2 separate regions of the Homo sapiens genome follow, and region 2 is linked to region 1. Evidence: chromatin contacts called from ENCODE Hi-C or POLR2A ChIA-PET data. All regions are on one chromosome and are shown on one strand. The core of a region is the stretch at or near the end of the contact, and the rest is flanking DNA. Distances in the headings are between cores, read along the strand shown.

Region 1 (7,213 bases), core at 2,151-4,650:
CTTGGCTTTTATGCTCCATTTGAAATTATTCCTGCATGTATCAGGAGCTTCCGTGAGACCAGCAGCTCCTGAGGAGCAGGAATGGAGACCAATTTATCTGTGTCCCATGGCCCAGCGGTGCTCAGTTAATGTTTGCTGAATGGATGGACAGACAGATGGATGGATGGATAGATGGGTGAGTTGGTGGGTGGATGGGTAGATGAGTGTGTGGATGGATGGGTGGGTGGATGAATGGATGGATGGGTGGAGGGGGGTATGAGTGGGTGGATGAATGGACAGATGAATGGACAAATGGATGGGTGGGTTGGTGGGTGGACAGGTGGATGAGTGGATGGATGGATGAGGGATGGATGGGTGGGTGGGTGGAGTGGTGGTTGGATGGATGGATGTATGGATGGGTGGGGAGGATGGACAGATGAATGGACAAGTGGATGGGTGGGTTGGTGGGTGGACAGGTGGATGAGTGGATGGATGGATGCGGGATGGATAGGTGGATGGCTGGGTGGAGGGGTGGATAGATGGATGGATGGGGCGGAGGATGGACAGATGAATGGACAAGTGGATGGGTGGGTTGGTGGGTGGACGGATGGATGAGTAGATGGATGGATGAGGGATGGATAGGCAGGAGGGTGGGTGGGTGGAGGGATGAATGGATGGATGGATGGATGGATGGATGGATGGGTGGATAGGTGGGTGGTTGGGTGGAGGGGTGGGCAGATGGATGGGTGGAGGGGGGTATGAGTGGATGGATGGATGGATAGATGAATGGACAAGTGGATGGGTGGTTTGGTGGGTTGGCGGGTAGACGAGTGAATGGATGGATGATGGATGGATGGATGGATGGATGGATGGATGAATGGATGGATGGATGTAGGGGTGGATGGGTGGAGGGGTGGATGGATGGATGAGTGGATGGGTGGACAGGTGGATGGAAGAGTGAGTGGGAGAGAGAATGGGTGGCAAACCTACCATGTGCATGTGAAATATGCACTCCAGGGCCAGAGAAATGAGCAGTGTTTCAGCGCCCAGAGAGACACTGTGGAGAAGGTCCACCAGGATGCCTACCTGCCTTACACAAGAGCCTAACTTTGGCACACCTGTGGCACACCTGTGGAGAGCTGTTCTGGCCCCGGTTGTCTGGCAGGCCTGGGCTACTCCGAGCAGGGGAACTGGGGCACAGTGGCTGCACCTCCGGCTATACCCTGGTTTTTCCAGTTCCTGATGCCCGCCCCTCAGGTGGCAGCATGAGGTGACTCAGGGACAGACGCCCTTATCGTGACGCAAGTCCAGCCCCCAGTGGAGCCCCTCCTCCCAAGGCACAGCCACCTCCCAGGCTGGCAATGGCAAGGTTGTGAGGTCAAGAGGTCATGGTGGCAATTCACCTAGGGCCAGTCACCGCCCAAGCCAGGCCCAGCAGGTGACCGCAGGAACCACCTTGGCCCAGGGATGTGGAGCTTGGACTTTGTCTCTGGGCCCTGACAGACGGCAAATGGCGACCTATGGGTTACTGACCCAGCAAATGAGGGAGCTGACAACCTCAGGCCCTGGTGGCTTCTTGCTCCCAGCAGGCCCTGTCGTCTCTGCAGAAGGGGGGCTGCCCCCAGGGCCTGACGGCTGCCAGCACCCTGTCCCTTTCACACACACCCTAGGGAGCTATCTGCAGGCACATTCCTCCACCATTGATAAGCACCACTCCCCACCTCAGCCCCCGCCTACCGCTCCTGTCCTGCCTCCAGCCTTTCATCTTCTGTTTGCTTTCCCTCGCCTCCTTCCTTCCGTTCTGGGGACCCACTTACCTCCAGGAGGGAGAGAGGGAGGGAGGGAGAAGCCGGTGCCCGCCCAGCGGAGATGCCAGCGCCTAGCTTTGCCCCCAGTGTGAGCTGAGGGTGGGGCAGACAGGGCACAGAGGTGAGAGCCACCATGGGGGGCTGGGGGTGCTGCCACCGTGGTCCCACCTCTGTAGGCCAGAAGAAACATCACAGAAATAAGGCCTGGTGGGACTTCCCAGCAGGGGACAAAGCCTGCGAGCCACAGCCAGCAGCTCCCAGAGTCTTCCACCTGGGGGACCAACTGTGATCTGATGAAACAGGAATCCTGCCAGCAGCCCCTGCCATGGCCCGAGACCACCCTGTCTAAAGACCACCTTAACCACAGACATACCCTGGCCAGGGGACTCCTCCCTGTCAGCTATGGACTTTAGGCCACTGGGGCTGTAAGCAGTGGGACCCCTCCTCACCACACTTGTGTCACACAGTCAACAGCTTCCCCGGTGTTCAGACTGAGCCCCAGTGGGAAACCACAGGAGGGAAGCTCGGATCACCAGGTTGACAGCGTCCTTCAGGGCCACAGGTCCAGCCCACTCATTTTACAGATGGGGGTGGGACCCCAAGGGGACCTGCTAAGGTCATACAGCCTGTGGGTGGAAGGACACACACCAGGGGCAACTGCCTTCCTGTGCCAGGCCCCCGTTCTTTTGGTCACTGTTCACTGCTTCCTCTCCGGACCTCAGTTTCCTCATCTGTAAAATGGGGATCAAGTCCTCATCCTCTCTGGGTTGTGTGTGAAGATGGAAGAAAGCCCTGCTTATGAGATGTCCAGCATGGTGCCTGGAATGCGGTGTCCCTATGAACTAGGGGATCATGAAACTACAGTAGGGAGGGGACCTCCCCAAGGGGCTGGGCCCCTTGAGGGAGCAGGAGCCTCTCAGGAGGGAATCTCCAACTCCCCACAACCCCAGCTCTGGCCTCCCAGCTGTTCAGCTGAGCCACTGGCCAAGGCTGCTGGCCACCTGCTCACCTGACCAGCGGTCCCCAGGGCTGAGGCGCCAGCAGGGGCCCCGCCAGCTGCTGAGGCCAGCACAGGAAGCGGAGACATGGAGACAAAGCAGCCCCCGGGGGACAGCGGTCAGCCCGAGCGACTCCACTGTCCCCGCAGGCAGGGCCGGGGGCAGGGCGGGGGAACCAAGGGAAGCTGGCTCATTCCTGACATAGTTCATGGGAGCGCTCCGGGCAGCGTGCCCACCTGCCGCACACAGCACCTGGGAGGTGCCTCCCTTCCTCTGCCCACTTAACTCTTTCCTGAGCTCTGGGCTTCCTGGGGAAAGAACCCTGAGGAGAAACGGACAAACTGGGAATAACCTAGACAAGGTGCCAGGTGACCTCAGGGTGCCCCGCCTCGCTCTGGGTCTGGTTTGTCACCAGCAGGAGCCCCAGTGAAAGAATCTGGGTCTCCAGGCCTGGGGAGGGTCCGGCAGGGAGGGCAGACCCTGTGCCTCCCTCTGGTTCTCCCTCAATGTACCCAGCAGTGCCCTCTCCAGGACCCCTGCCTCCAACAGAGCCCCCAAGCCCCTGCAACAGACCCTGCCATCCCCAGGGCTGGCCAGAGAGCCTACCCCAGGGCCAGGAGCTGAGTCAGGGATTCCAAAGGAACTGGTCACTTCCCGCCCCATTTCCTGACCCATCCTGCAGCCTGGGCGCCGCTGCACCGCCTGGATTCAGATCCTGATGCAGCCACATCCTAGCTGTGTGACTTCAGGCAAGCCTCTTTAGCTCTCTGAACCTCAGTTTCCTGGTCTATCAAATGGGATTGATCACAGTCCCTGCCACGCAGAAAGGCGGTGTGGATTCCGCTCGCATGTCTGATAAAGCGCTTGCTTGGCTCAGCGCCTGCCCCTCGGACGACACCCGTCTACGGTAGCGACTGTCATCACTTCCAGCAGCAGCATGGCCAGGGGCTGCTGAGAGAAGTCTAGAGGTATAAAGAGGAGCCAGCCGGGCGTTCCTGGCATCTCGCGCACCGGCACCCAGCCACACTGAAAGGAATTTTGGTGGGAGGATCCCGAGGAGGAACAATCCGGCAGTAGGTGACTAGCGATTGACAGGGTTCCACGAACTAAGTCGGAAATTTCGCTCTTGGAAACTTGTCCTCCTGCTGGGCTGATCTTCCCAACAGGGGGCTGCTCGGCTCTCTGCAAACAAAATCTGCCAGAACCCTGACCCCCCACCTCTAGAGGAGGGAAGGCTGCCCCGCTTCCTGGAGAGACACCCCCACCCCAACCGTCCACTTATCTCTGCGGGGCCTGCCTCACCAGCCTGTGGAAAGTTTTCAGCTGCCCCTCACCCCCACCCCCGCATTCTTGTGCGAGGATGTCATGTGGGAGGAGCCTGCTCGCCCCACTGGGCTGCCTCGTCCCGGCCCCCTCAACCGCACTCATTGTCTGAAACTGAGAGTATGCATTCGAGGTCACCTAAAGCAGGGGCCGCCTGGGGAAGGGGGGCTCGCTCAGCAGAGGGGAGCTGGGAAGACAAGGGGGCGATGGCATGGGCCGGAGCAGAGCCTACACCACAGGCTTATGGCCAGAAAGCTCGTAGGGAACTTCTCATCGGGGGGTTTACAGACCGTGTTAAGTAAGGTTCTGAGGACTTGCTTTAGGAGGCAAGTAGGGCCCATCACAAAGGGCTTCAGTGTCCTCCAACCCTTCAACCCCCTCCAGGGGCTGCAGGATCCATGGCTAGAAAACAAGCATAAAGTCTGCTGGTGCTGTTGAACTTTCTCATTTTACTCAAAGGAAACCCAAGACCAGAGATGAGGGGGGAGTTAGCCAAGGTGTGTGCAACGCAGCCACTAAACCTCCAATTCCTTAACGTCCCGCTTATCTCAGCAAAGAAGCTGCCAGAGAGAGGGAATGAGCCAGCCCTCCAAAGGTTGGCCTGCATTCCACAAATGCTCTGCCTCATGGCCATTTCCAGAAAAAGTCACCCATTGAAAATCCACATTGCTGTGGAGATTTCCGCTGTCACAGGCCCTGGCCACACCACGCCACGGCTTCCTCCATGTGAACTCACTAATGCCCAAGCCTCATTCCCCAAGGAGAGTCTGAATGAATTGGCCCTTTTCTGGGCCCAGTGTGTCATCTATAGAGGCCCCAGTGGAAAATCAATAGAGGTCCCAATGGGAAATTTGTGGCCCTGGGGACATTCAGACAAGAAAGGCAGACCCTTGGCCCCCCTCCAACCTCTCCCTCAACAGAAGCATTTCCCAAAAGCTCCGCGGGTGATCCTGATATGCAGCCAGGGGATGTGCACCCCGGGTCCAACTCAGTCACTTCTATGTACGAAAGAGGAGTTTGAGGCCCAGGGAGTTTAAGTATCTTGCCTAAGGCCACATAGTGAGCTGATAACAGACATGGAACTTGCTCCTGGTACTCCACCGTGGGACCACAGTGCCGCTGTACCAGAGCTACTCAGTATACATTCGTGGGATGAATCAAAAATAACAGCCACATTTAAAAGTACTCATGTGGCAGGCACTGACCTAAGCACTTTACTATTAAGTCATTTGATTATCACAGCCACCCTACGAGATAGACGCTATGATCCTCTCCATTTTACAGATGAGGAAACCCAGGCACAGAGAGGTCAAGGAAATGGCCTAAAGCCACACAGCTAAAAATGTAGACCTGGGATTTGAACACAGGCATTCTTGTTTCAGAGTCATCAATCATAAACTCCACATTCTGCTGTTTCTCAATTCATTCATTCTTTTTTTTTTTTTCAGACAAGCATCTCCTCTGTCACCCCAGGCTGGAGTACAGTGGTGCGATCTCAGCTTACTGCATCCTCCACCTCCCGGGTTCAAGCAATTGATTCTCGTGCTTCAGCCTCCCAAGTAGCTGGGATTACAGGTGCATGCCACCACACCCAGCTAATTTTTGTGTTTTTGGTAGAGACGGCGTTTCATTATGTTGCCCAGGCTGGTCTCAAACTCCTGGGCTCAAGTGATCCACCCACCTCAGCCTCCCAAAGTGCTGGGATTACAGGCATGAGCCACCGTGCCCAGCCACAATTCATTCATTCTTAATGAATGAGTTAGTCCAGCCTTAATAAGGAAACTGATGTCTGGGAAGGATCTATAATTTCCACTAACAGAACTAATGTGTGTCAAAGCAGGGATGAGCTTACCAAGATTCCATGATTCCAAAGCTAAAGACCAGAACCTGGGAATGCAGAACCCCCTTCCCTGCAACCCAGAACCGTCACTCACCCTGGCAGGCATCCTCCACCTTCTCGTAGCCTGCCTGGCACAGGCACTGCCCAATGGGCACCAGCCACTCGCCATCCACTGCACAGTGCATACGGGGCTCTTCACCCCCCGGTGGCACCACGGCATGGTCCACACAGGTGCCGGCCACAGTGGCCAGGGAAGGTGCATCAGAGCCGGCGATGGTCTCAGGGAAGTGGGCCAGGCCCTGCAGCAGCTCGGGGCACTTCTTGTAGTAGACACGGACGGAGAGCAGCGCCACACAGGCACCGATATCCTGGAAGGCCAGGTAGAAGCCTTTGCGGGTGAGCGGCCCCACGGAGCGCTCCTCCACGTTCAGCTTCACGTGGCGTGCCTCGAAGTCGCTGCTGACGGTGATCTCATCGGGCGCAATGGTGTCAATCTTGGTGAACAGGCGCTTCTGGAAGTTGGTGCCGTAGTCCAGGTCCGACTCGGCATAGTAGAGGTTGAAAGTCTCCTTGCAGGAGCTGGCGCCACCAGGGAAGCTGTTGCAGTCACGTACAGTAAACTTGAGCTCAATGAAGATACGCTCAGCCTCTCCTCGGTACACCCAGTTGGTGCGGAGCCAGTTGTCCTGGTCGCCAGACATCACGTTGCACACGGAGTACATGTAGATCGGCATGTCATTCATGATGTTCTGCATCAGGTCCCACTGTGGGGGGAAGATACAGGTTAGTGTGGGCAGGTGCCTGGGGAAACTGAGGCCCAGGTGGCAGAGTAGGGCACTAGGAAGATGCTTTCCAGTTCGTGCTCTCCGGGTTCTACGGTGAAGGAAACTGAGGCCTGAGGCGGGTGGGGGCTGCATCCATAAGTGGCTGAGCTGGAATCTGGCCCCTGGTCTTTCTGGCACATGTCTGGAAGCCAAACCTCTCTATTAGGTTGTGAGCCTGCAGGTGGAGTCCGGGACTCCATGTGACCTCAGGTGGGTTATGCTCTCTAAGCCGCAATTTCCTCATCTGTACAATGGGAGCAAGACCCCCTACCTCACAGAATTGCTGTGAGGATAAAGGACAGAATGTCTACACTGGCTGAACACAGTGCTTGGCACAAGGTAACAGGCATACGGGCAGCCAGTATGATTATTGTTACTCTTGGTATTATTCACCATGCACCCATGTGTGTTGGCAAACGCAGGAGTGGCATTAAGTCAAAA
Region 2 (6,794 bases), core at 698-3,197, 150 kb after region 1:
GAAATGCTACTACTGTTGACTCATCCAATGCCACTACTATAATCACCTCTGTGATACACACTATACTAGCTCTGGGAATAAACTCCCCCCTCCCCCGCACCCCCCACCCCCCGCTTTTTGTTTTTTTTGAGACAGAGTCTTGCTGTGTGGCCGAGGCTGGAGTCCAGTGCCACAATCTTGGCTCACTGCAACCTCCACCTGCCAGCTTCAAGCAATTCTTCTGCCTCAGTCTCCCGAGTAGGTGTAACTGGGATTACAAGCACACACCACCACACCCAGTTAATTTTTGTATTTTAGTGAAGACAGGGTTTCACCGTGTTGGCCAAGCTGGTCTCGAACTCCTGACCTCAGGTGATCCACCCGCCTCAGCCTCCCAAAGTGTTGGGATTATAGGTGAGAGCCAATGCGCCCAGCCCCCCACCTTCTTTTATTTTCCCTTAATTCAGCCCTCCTGTTAGACCCCTGGGACTCTCTACGGTAAGAAGGCCAAGTCAGAAAACTGAGCAAGTTAAGAGGTAATGAAAGCAGTATGTTTAGTGCCTTAAACCCCATAATCTCAGTCAGTGGAAGGGTTAAATCCAAATTATCTGACCTCTGACACTGTGGAATAATGGAGCTGCAGGCTTTTAAAATTACCAAAGAAATTAGACAAAACAGATCTGAAGAAATAAAATACCATCTAGCCATCAATAGGCTCACACCTGCAAAATATTTATGGTATCCCCAGAACTCTACTAAGAAGTCAAGTCCAGGCCGGGCGTGGTGGCTCACGCCAGTAATCCCAGCACTTTGGGAGGCCGAGGCAGGCAGATCATGAAGTCAGCAGATCGAGACCATCCTGGCTAACACAGTGGAAACCCCATCTCTACTAAACATACAAAAAAAAAAATTAGCCGGGCGTGGTGGCAGGCGCCTGTAGTTCCAGTTACTCAGGAGGCTGAGGCAAGAGACTGGCATGAACCCGGGAGGCGGAGCTTGCAGTGAGCCAAGATCCCGCCACCGCACTCCAGCCTGGGCGACAGAGTGAGACTCCATCTCAAAAAAAAAAAAAAAAAAAGTCAAGTCCAATGAATCCATGGCTCACATGTCAGATCTGTTAAGAACTACAAATAACAGGCTGGGCACAGTGGCTCATGCCTGTAATCCCAGCACTTTGGGAGGCTGAGGCGGGTGGATCACTTGAGGTCAGGAGTTCGAGTCCAGCCTGGCAAACATGGTGAAACCCCTCTCTACTAAAAATACAAAAATTGGTCTGGCATGGTGGCATGCACCTGTAACTCCCAGCTACTGGGGAGGCTGAGGCAGTAGAATCGCTCGAACCCGGGAGGTGGAGGTTGCAGCGAGCTGAGATTGCGCCACTGCACCCCAGCCTGGGCGATAGAGCAAGACTCTGTCTCAAAAAACAAAAACAAAAACACCAAAGAACTACAAATAACAAAGGATCAAGTTAGAAGACATTAGACAAACAAAAGGACAATTACTGGAGCCACATTTTAATCTCCACTAAAGGAGCTCAACTCCAGATATCCTGGTCCTCTTAGACATATCTTGACCTAGTAATCCTAAAAAATGGGGCAATTTTGAAATGAGCCAACTGGTACCAGGTTGGCTCAGTAAAAGCACATTCTTCTCCTCTTGATATTCCAGACCTCCAGAAAAAGAAATTAGCAATGTCCTATGAGTTATTTATTTATTTTCTGAGATGGAGTCTCACTCTGTCACCCAGGCTGGAGTGCAGTGGCACAATCTTGGCTCACTGCAACCTCCGCCTCCTAGGTTCAAGTGATTCTCCTGCCTCAGCCTCCCAAGTAGCTGGAATTACAGGCGCCCACCACCACGCCCAGCTAGTTTTTGTATTTTTAGTAGATATGGGGTTCCACTATGTTGGCCAGGCTGGTCTCGAATTCCTGACCTCAGGTGATCCGCTCGCCTCGGCCTCCCAAAGTGCTGAGATTATAGGCGTGAGCCACCGCGCCCGGCCAATGTCCTATGACTTCTGAAACCTTAACTAGTGTCCATTATAACATTGCTTAATAAAACAAATCCATGATTTCATAACTAAAAGAGTCAAGGGTTTGTTACGTCTCCCAGTTCCTCACAGATAACTTCTTGGCAGCTGCTTCCTTAGTGTAGCAAAAGAACACAGTGCCTGTATTTTTCAAAAAGGTAACAAACATTTTTCCTTTTTAATTTTTTTTCCTCGAGACAGAGTCTTGCTCTGTCACCCAGGCTGGAGTGAAATGGTACAATCTTGGCTCACTGCAACCTCTGCCTCCTAGGTTCAAGCAATTCTCCTCCTCAGCCTCCCGAGTAGCTGGGATTACAGGCATGTGCCACCATGCCTGGCTAATTTTTTGTATTTTTAGTAGAGACGGGGTTTCACCATGTTGGCCAGGCTGGTCTCGATCTCCTGACCTCGTGATCCGCCCGCCTCGGCCTCCCAAAGTGCTGGGATTACAGGCACGAGCCACCGCACCCAGCCCACATTTTTCTTCTCTATTTGGACTGAAAACCCAGCCAACAGCGGGGCCCTGAGGTCCTTACCACATGTATTTTAATCCCACACTAAAATAGGGCAATTGGCATTTTCCTGCTTCTCTTGAGCAAACAAAGGTTTCTGGAAGAGGAAGGCACAGCCCAAAGTATGCAAAGCTAATGGCACTAAAATGGCAAGTTTCACACACTACTGTATTTTCAGTGACCAGCAGTCAATTATCAACAAAGTTGGGAGAGGAAGGGAGTCAGTTTAGGCAGCTATATTTAGAACTCAGATATAATGGAATGAGAAAATAACTATCAATAATACGCTTAATTATTATTATTATTATTTTTTTGAGATGGAGTCTCGCTCTGTCACCCAGGCTGGAGTGCAGTGGCACGATCTCGGCTCACTGCAACCTCCGCCTCCTGGGTTCAAGCGATTTTCCTGCCTCAGCCTCCCGAGTAGTTTGGACCACAGGCACGCGCTACCATGCCCAGCTAATATTTGTATTTTTGGTAGAGATGGAGTTTCACCATGTTGGCCAGGATGGTCTCAATCTCTTGATCTCGTGATTCACCTGCCTTGGCCTCCCAAAGTGCTGGGATTACAGGCGTGAGCCACCATGCCCGGCCACACTCAACTATTTTAAGCACCCTAGCCTACTGAACTTTACTTATTGCCTATTTTTTATTTAAGACACCTATAGATTGATCTGAGAGGGGCAGGGGCAGGGAGGAAGACCCAACAAGTTCAAATGAACCTTTTAGGAAAAAGAATTTGAGCAACTCCCAGTGCTCCAGTAGTAATTTCCCTTTTCACAAGTTCTCAACCTAAATAGAAAATTTTCCTTTCAGAACATCTAGACCACTAGAATGTGCTATACAGTTACAGCTCACAGTACAGTATGAATACTGGGCTAACAAATAATACTGAGAGTGTCTATTCCAACTGGTAAATCTCTTCAAGTTTTCTGAAATGGGCTTAGTTTACGACACATACTAATCATCCCTATTAAAATACAAGTCAAATAGTCACAATTTAATTACACACAGAGCAAGCAAACAGTTCTTCACAGTTCTGAATACTTCTCCACTATTCTATAATCATCTCAAGTGCAAGATCTTCCAGTAGTTTCATCTTTTCCATGGTGTATGGAGCATTCAATAAATGCTCACTAAATGAATGATATGCTTTTGCATTTTCAGACGTCAAATTCTCTTTTGTTTCTTCACCTGTCTCCAGGGAAAGATCCTGAGGCATTTATCCCATGCTTAAAGAGACTATGCTGTCATGTGTCTCACACCTACAAGCCAGAACATATTTGATAAGGTCTCTAATTACGTAACTATGAAGAAGCAAGGGCGGTTATCCAGTCTGGGCCTGCTGGCTCCTGCAGGAGCATGATGAGCATTGTGTATGAAACTACCTGACTATATGTGACACCTACAACACTGAAACATTTTTCAATGCATGATGTTGGGGACTCAGGAGACCCCCTACATCAATCTGAAAAGGACATTCTACATTAATTAAAGCTTGCATGATTAGCTATGCACACATTCACCAAAAAGCTAGAATTGGCCTTTTTTTTTTTTTTTTTTTTTTTGAGACAGAGTGTTGTTCTGTCACCCAGGCTAGAGTGCAGTGGCATAATCTTGGCTCACTGCAACCTCTGCCTCCCAGGTTCAAGCGATTCTCCTGCCTCAGCCTCCCGAGTAGCTGGATTACAGGCGTGCGCCCACCACGCCCAGCTAATTTTTGTATGTTTAGTGGAGATAGGGTTTCACGATGTTGGCCAGGCTGGTCTCCAACTCCTGGCCTGAAGTGATCCACCTGCCTTGGCCTCCCAAAGTGTTGGGATTACAGGGGTGAGCCTCTGCACCTGGCCCTAGAATTGGCCTTTTTACTTCACCTGACTTTTTTGTCCCAGACTTTTCCATAGGAAAGATACTATACTGTGCATACCTTTGTTGCACTTAAGTCCACAAAAATTATTAGGTATCAAAATATATTGATACCAAATTTATTAGATATCAACTATGAACAAGGTGTTGTGAAACAGTACAAGAAGGCTGGGTGCGGTGGCTCACACCTGCAATCCCAGCACTTTGGGAGGCTGAGATGGGCAGATTTCTTGAGCCCAGGAGTTTGAGACCAGACTGGGCAATAGGGCGAAACCCCGTCTCTACTAAAACTACAAAAATTAGCTGCGCGTGGTGGCAGGCACCTGTAATCCCAGCTACTTGGGAGGCTGAGGCAAGAGAATAGCTTAAATCTGGGAGGCAGAGGCTGCAGTGAGCCAAGACCGCGCCACTGCACTCCAGCCTGGGTGCTTGGGTGACAGAGTGAGACCCCATCTCAAAAAAAAAAAAACAACAAAAAAAAAAGAAACGGTACAAGAATGTCTAAGACATGGAGCCTGTCTATCTTCAAGTAGACGACAATCTTGTGGGGGAGACATCATCATCATCCTACTTTTTTACAGCTTAAAATATATACATATATTTTAATTTTAAATAGAGATGTTGCCCAAATTGGTCTCAAACACCTGGGCTCAAGTCATTCTCCTGCCTCGACTTTAAAACATATTTTTACAAGTGTTTTCTTAAATGCATTTCTCAGCAATCTATGGCACAAACAGAATTTGTCATATCCATTTTTCAGACAAAGAAACTGTGGGTCAGACAAGCCAAGAAACTTGCTTCCCACATCCAAAGGCCTTTCCTTTTTAGCATGCAGCCTCTCTCACACAGATAATAATGGCAAAAGACAGATGGTAATAAATAATGGAGGAAGGTATGAATAGTATATTAGGGAAGCAGAGAGGAAGAAAAGAGCTTAATATCTACGGCGAGGAATCTGAGAGAAGTTGGTAAAAAATGTGGCTTTTGATTTTATCTTTGAGATGACTTTTAGAGAACAGGACACTTTCAGTCCATTAAGAAGGGCAGGCCGGGTGCGGTAGCTCAACGCCTGTAATCTAGGCACTTAGCAAGACTGAGGTAGTGTATTAGTCCATTTTCACACTGCTATAAAGAACTATCCAAGACTGGGTAATTTATAAAGGAAAGAGGTTTAACTGACTCACAGTTCCACATGGCTGGAGAGGCCTCAGGAAACTTACATTTATGGTAGAAGGCAAAGGAGAATCAAGCAACTTCTTACAAAGCAGCAGGAGAAAGAGCACAGGGGAAACTGCCACCTTTTTTTCTTTTTTGAAACGGAGTCTCGCTCTGTTGCCCAGGCTGTAGTGCAGTGGTGCAATCTCAGCTCACTGCAACCTGCACCACAGGGGTTCAAGCAACTCTCCTGCCTCAGCCTCCCAAGTAGCTGGGACTATAGGCACCCGCCACCAGGCCCGGCTAATTTTTGTATTTTTAGTAGAGACGGGGTTTCACCATGTTGGCCAGGCTGGTTTCAAACTCCTGACCTCAAGTGATCCGCCCTCCTCAGCCTCCCAAAGTGCTGGGATTACAGGCGTAAGCCACTGCGGCCAGCCGAAACCGCCACTTTTAAACCATCAGATCTCATGAAAATTCTTTCACTATAACAAGAACAGCATGGAGGAAACCGCCCCCATGATCCAGTCTCCTCCCACCAGGTCACTCCCTTGACACATGGGGATTACCACTGGAGGAGATGAGATTTGGGTGGGGACACAGAGCCAAACCATATCTGGCGGGCACACTGCTTGAGCTCAGGGGTTCGAGACCAGTCTGGACAACATGGCAAAACACAATTAAAAATTTCAAAAACTAATTCAAAAAAGAAAAAAAGGGAAGGGCAAATAAGGAAGTTTAAGACATAACAAGGAGGTTCATGTGGCTGAAGTCTGGCTACCTAAGGATGCAGCAGTGAGTCAGGCTGAAAAGGCAAGCCAGGTCCTTGAAAGGCAGGCAGAATGAAAACTCCTACATGCAGCACACTAACGCTGAAGCTTGCTGACGGAAGAATGCAAGGCTAGTTGCATGTTTCAGACTTGCAGTATTTCCCAACAGGAGCTCTTATCATTTGGGGCAGGATAATCTTTTTATCTGTAGGACTGTCCTATGCACTGCAGGATGCTGCACATCCCTGCCCCTTGCCTACTTCATGTTTATACTGCTTTTCAGTGATGACAGTAAGCAATGACTTTACAGATTTCTTACAGATTTCCGAATGTCAGAGGAGGAGGAGATACTGTCCCCAGTTTTAGAGGTGGTTATTAATGGTCTTTAGTCCAGGTTCACATGAAGAGAGAAGAAAGGCAAGAAGATAATTTTTTTTTTTTTTTTGAGACAGAGTTTCGCTCTTGTTGCCTAGGCTGGAGTAC

What was found. Hi-C counts contacts between places; a loop is a spot of excess contacts on that map. ChIA-PET counts read pairs that join two places held with the same protein, here RNA polymerase II (POLR2A). Pooled maps may share reads with other maps.
Region 2: a loop to region 1 is called in a pooled map, with 2.4 times the contacts of the local background. The contact joins two enhancer-like sites. A Hi-C loop is called at or near these places in 2 of 50 pooled maps. POLR2A ChIA-PET finds 5 or more read pairs at or near these places in 2 of 52 experiments (GM10248 and naive thymus-derived CD8-positive, alpha-beta T cell).

The regions. Positions count from the first base shown.
Region 1 is chr1:16,142,336-16,149,548 of GRCh38, forward strand. EPHA2 (EPH receptor A2) reads right to left here. Exons shown (of 17, transcript NM_004431.5): 3 at 6,043-6,712. Among named protein-coding and RNA genes, the nearest start is that of EPHA2-AS1, 9.3 kb to the right of the region's middle. RefSeq lists enhancers at 1-3, 1,515-2,042, 2,043-2,571, 4,157-4,685. Within about 2 kb of position 3,401, at least 33 of the 41 ENCODE cell types and tissues checked have a DNase peak (open chromatin) inside an H3K27ac peak, as active enhancers do.
Region 2 is chr1:16,296,829-16,303,622 of GRCh38, forward strand. All of the region lies in intron 3 of FBXO42 (F-box protein 42), which reads right to left. Among named protein-coding and RNA genes, the nearest start is that of FBXO42, 52 kb to the right of the region's middle. Within about 2 kb of position 1,948, at least 6 of the 41 ENCODE cell types and tissues checked have a DNase peak (open chromatin) inside an H3K27ac peak, as active enhancers do.